2 separate regions of the Homo sapiens genome follow, and region 2 is linked to region 1. Evidence: chromatin loops called from intact Hi-C (ENCODE). Cell type or tissue: gastrocnemius medialis. All regions are shown on one strand.

Region 1 (2,500 bases):
CTGAAGTGGTCTGAGTTTGAAATATTAAACAGCATATCTGTGAGGCCAGCTGTAGGCTTTTAATCATTTGTAATTGTGACTCCTGGATGATAATAATTGATACAAAATGACCAGCAAGCCTAACAGACTAGATATCTTTCCTAGTTCTATCTTTTGGCATGTGGCCTCTGGGTTATTTCACAAGACACCTTCCCAGTCGCCCAGGCTAAAAGATTGGGGCTAATTTTCTTCACCTTCCTCTTCCCCTAACATCCCATTGGTTCTATTTAGAAACATGTTTGCATTTGCCACCTCCTTTCTATAACCACTGTCAGTGCTCTTTACCTTTCCCATCAGTTCAGGAGCCCCTAAACTAAAAAACACATTGACTATTAGCAGTTGTTACCTCTGGGTGAAAGATTAACAAGCTGTACATTATATAGCTAAAAATGTAAAAGATAGGCCAGCATGGTGGCTCATGCCTATAATCCCAGAACTTTGGGAGGCCAAGGTGGGTGGATCACTTGAGTTCGAGACCTGCCTGGCCAACATGGTGAAACCCAATCTCTACTAAAAATACACAGATTAGCCAGGCATGGTGGCGTGTGTCTGTTATTCCAGCTACTTGGGAGGCTGAGGCATGAGAATTGCTTGAACCCGGGAGGTGGAGGTTTCAGTGAGCCGAGATCGCGCCACTGCACTCCAGCCTGGGCAACAGAGTGAGACACCATCTCAAAACAAACAAACAAACAAACCCCAAAATGTAAAAGACTATATACATTATAGTCTTTGAAACTTTTAACTAGTATAAACATGCTTTGAAAATCAGAAAAAAATTTAATTATAAAAGGACATAGTAGAGCAATGTGTTATTCCAACAGGCCTGTTTGATGTGATAGGACAAGGATGGGATAGGCACATTTGAGAACAAACACATTTCTGTAAGTTTTTCTCATGTCACATAACCCAGAACCAAACTTTAGTTCCTGTAGTGGCTAACGCAGCACAACTGTCTTCTATAAATAGTCAGAAAAACTCAGTCTGGATTCTTATACAATATCATCTGACAGACATGATGGAAAAGGCATGTTACTAGAGGGCTGGGAGAAAGAGGAGTGAAGGAATGAGGAAAAAAGAAAGTCTTAAACCATTCCTAATATGAACTGATTTTTAGATCCTCAGTGTTAGACATGTGTAATAGGAACTGCCTTTATCCGAGACTCGCTGTTGAGACTCACTGGCTTACCATCACTGAGGAGTACCAGCAGCCCTCCCTGATTCACCTCTTTTTGCACGTATCACAGGTGCTATTTATGGAGCTGCCTGGGCAAGCTGCCTGGCCCCAGGGTCCAGCCCCAAGGAGGCCCTGCGTGCTTGGGGACAGGCTCTACTAAGGTTGGACAATTTTCAAAACTAGCCAACAGCTGCTACTGGGTTTTAAGAAAAAATGCCAACAGGGTAACGGGGAGGACAACACAGCAACTCTTGTGAAAAAAAGTTTTCATCTAGCCTCCTCACTTCCTATTGGATCCAGGCTGTAAATGGACCACACCCGCTTCCCATTAGCCCAAAGCCTGCAGGCTCAGGGGACCTGAGCGGGTAGCTTTGGGCTGCGAGTCAGTCTCCTCTTGGCTCAACTTCTCTGCAATTACTGCTTGTGGGGACTCTGGGATTAGGCCACAGCTTGTGTTTGCTTCTGCGGTCAAATGAGTTGCTGAGGCATGGGAGAAGGTACTAGAAGCATTTACCAAACATGCCTTCATTAATGAATACCTGCCTTAGCGAGAGCACCTGGATTGTATTTATAAAGAGCAAGGAACTAAGTAAATAAGACACACTCAACAAATGTCTGTTAAATGACTAGCAGAACACGGTGGTTAAGAGCATAGGCTCTGGAGATGGCCTCACTGGGATTCAAGTCCTGCTTAGCCATATGACCTTGGTAAAGTTGAAGCTTTCTAAGTAAGAACACCTGGTTTCTTGTTCAGACTCTAGTTTAATGACTGAGTGTGCAAGTCGTTGAACTTCTCTAAGTCTCAGTTTTCTCATTCATAAAGTGGGATAATTATACCTGCCTTGTCTAGCTTACAAGGTTGTCAGTGAGATCAAATGAGACAATGTCATAAAAGCCTTTTATAAGTTAGAATATCCTATACAAATGCAAGCTATTATTATGGATAATTCTAGTGACTAGTGAATAATAAACTGGTGGAACCAACAATCCCATTGTCACCAACTAAATCTTACAGAGCAATTTCCCAGTTCCACCCACTCTACCTTCTAGGCACTTCCACCTACTTCCTCCTATGACTTAAATAAATGACAAGAGAAAGAGAGTACCATAATAATTTTTCTAATTAACTTTCTCAATCAGAGTCCCATGAAGATGTGTGCCAAAGACAAGAGGAATGTGTAGCAGAGTGTTTATGTTTCTTTTAGGTCAGCTCTTTATTCCCCCACATATTTTTCACTTTGTTTGTCTCAGTGCTCTGAGACTGAGCTCATCTTCACTTTGTCTTCT
Region 2 (2,500 bases), 120 kb before region 1:
TCCTTTTCACGAGCAAGTGACTGGTTAAAACCAAAATTCCTCCTCTCATGTAAAGGTTTCTCCTCCAAAAATGTCCTCAACAGTGATCTGGAAAGATATGCTACGTGTTAATCTATTCCACGCCTCTCAACTCAAGGGTTTCTCTCAGTAGAATGAGGGTAATGATACAGGTATCTGCAAAGCTGACAAGACCATTGTGGGGATCAGCAAATGAGAGGACACAAATGTAAAAATCACAAGGGCCACCAGTGTAAAATTCAGCAGTGCTGCATGATGCGTGTTTATCCTGACAGTGAAAGCTCCATGCCTGCGTGCTTTTCACTGTAACAAACAGAGTTTATAGTGGACATCATCTTGGTTCTCTGAAACCAGCACCAGAGTGAAGTCAAAATAAGTATGTGTTGGCCATGAGTGATGCTTGGTAAATGTGAGTATGTGATTTCTTCTCTGCTGCCCTGATTTTATTTCTATCTTCACAAGGCTTAGGTTCTATAATGAGGTCTTGGAATTTGGAGGGACTTCAAAGCTCTTCTAGTTCAGCCTTCCTTTCATTATAAACATGGCTCCTACTCCTGCCAGGACAGACAGATGTCTCAGTGGGGATATTCTGGGACAGGGAGAATCTCACTTTGTAGTCTGCCCATGCCATGGTTGAACATCTCTTATTGTTTAGAAAATGTTTCCTTTTGTGTAGCCAGAATTGTGGGCCCAAGAAGGATGCTTGGGGTTGGAACTGGCTTAGAAGAAACCAAAAAGGGCAAGGCACAGTGGCTTACGCCAGTAATAATCCCATAATCCCTAATCCCAGCACCTGGGGAGGTCGAGGTGGGCAGATCACTGAAGTCCAGGAGTTTGAGACCATCCTGGCAGACATGGTGAAACCCTGTCTCTACCAAAATACAAAAAAATCAGCTGGGTGTGGTGATGCCCACCTGTAATCTCAGCTACTTGGGAGACTGAAGCAGGAGAATCCCTTGAACCCGGGAGGCAGAGGTTGCAGTGAGCTGAGATCGTGCCATAGTACTCCAGCCTGGGTGACAGAGCAAGACAAAGAAGGAAGGGAAGGAAGGAAGGAAGGAAGGATGGAAGAGAGGGAGGGAAGGAGGGAAGGAAGGAGAAAGAGAAAATAGAGAAAGAGAAAGAAGAAAGAAGGAAAGAAAAAAGAAAGAGAAAGAAAGAAAGAAAGAAAGAAAGAAAGAAAGAAAGAAAGAAAGAAAGAAAGAAAAGAAAGGAAGGAAAGAAAGAGAAAGCAAAAAGGTAAGCACTAGAAGCTTCTATAACTTGATGTCAGATGGTAGTCATCAAAAGCCAACCTCAAAACCTTCAGTGACTCTCTAGTCTAAGAGGCTCCCCAAGGAAAGTTGGATGCAGTCCTATATTGTCACAGGATTAAGTCCTTTTCTGTCAAACCTGGGCTTCTTTAATGGCCCCAAACAGGCCACTCAACTGAGGGTGGGAATGGAAACACTGACCAGAGTTACTGAGCAGTCCTGCTTTGGACCACAGAACCACAGAGTTATAGACCTCTAGAGCCAAAGGGATTTAACTGTCATGTAGTCTCACCCCACAGTTTAAAACATGGAAACTGAGGTTTCAAGAGGTGATTTTCCAGTGAGGGGATTTCAGGTGATTTGAGTCCACTCTTATCCCAGCCTCTAATAGGGATTCCTCATGCCACTCTCAGGCAGGCTTGGGAATTCAAGGGAATGCTGTGGTACAAGGGAGTTATCTAAGTGTCAGGCTAGAAGGAAAACTCTGCAGCCAGATCGCTTTGTGACAGGGCCCAAGTCATACCTCACTGGGGAAAGGGAGCAAGGGCGTGTGTGGTGGGGTTTTTTGTTTTTTGGGTTTTTTTTGTTTTTTTTTGTTTTTGTTTTTTTCCTTTGAGCAACTCTGGGAAACCAAATGCAAGAAACGCCCACCACTGCAAAGAAGGAAATCTCATGCCTTGGCATCAAAGGAAGCACCAAGTAAAACCCCATTTGCCTGTGAATAAAGTGAGAGCACTTTTCTCTTGCATATGGGGAAATGTGAGATGACCTTTCACTTTTGTAGGATGTTTACAATAGAGGAGAACAACTCCGTGCTGATTGGGTGCAGCCCCTGGGGGTTGGGGTGGGAGTATGTGTGTGAGTGTGGGTGTGAATGTATGTGAGTGTAAGGATGTGAGTGTGTGGAAGGCGTGGGAGTGTGGGGATGTGAGTAGGGTGTGAATATGTAGGTATGTGAGTGTGTGTGTATGTATGAATGGGTGCATGTGTCAGTGTGTGAGGATGTGAGGATGTTGGTGAAGGAGACCTTTGCTTTGTTATGGCTTGTCACTCCTTTTCCCATGACTTAGTTTCTCTTGAAAGTACCATTTCCTCAAAAATATCTTGTACTACTTTTTAAAATCACACCTTTTTTTTTTTTTTTTGAGACAGGGTGTCATTCTGTCCCCCAGGCTGAAGTGTGGTGGCACAATCTCAGCTCACTGCAGCCTTCACCTCCTATGCTCAAG

The links. Hi-C counts contacts between places; a loop is a spot of excess contacts. Peaks named below come from ENCODE experiments on the same cell type or tissue, not always from the same donor. Only the 100,000 strongest peaks of a DNase experiment are listed, where the experiment ranks them.
Region 2: a loop joins it to region 1, with 10 times the contacts of the local background. A loop is called at or near these places in 1 of 110 quality-filtered maps.

What each region holds. Positions count from the first base shown.
Region 1 is chr1:67,459,832-67,462,331 of GRCh38, forward strand. No RefSeq gene overlaps it. Among named protein-coding and RNA genes, the nearest start is that of SERBP1, 31 kb to the left of the region's middle. RefSeq lists an enhancer at 1,381-1,881. In gastrocnemius medialis, no CTCF peak of the experiment used is centred here; DNase peaks (open chromatin) are centred at 1,280 and 1,577; H3K4me3 peaks cover 392 bases; H3K27ac peaks cover 2,493 bases.
Region 2 is chr1:67,340,362-67,342,861 of GRCh38, forward strand. The region is part of intron 9 of IL12RB2 (interleukin 12 receptor subunit beta 2); the gene reads left to right. Among named protein-coding and RNA genes, the nearest start is that of IL12RB2, 34 kb to the left of the region's middle. RefSeq lists enhancers at 1,748-1,837, 1,978-2,067. In gastrocnemius medialis, no CTCF peak of the experiment used is centred here; no DNase peak of the experiment used is centred here; H3K4me3 peaks cover 236 bases; H3K27ac peaks cover 1,096 bases.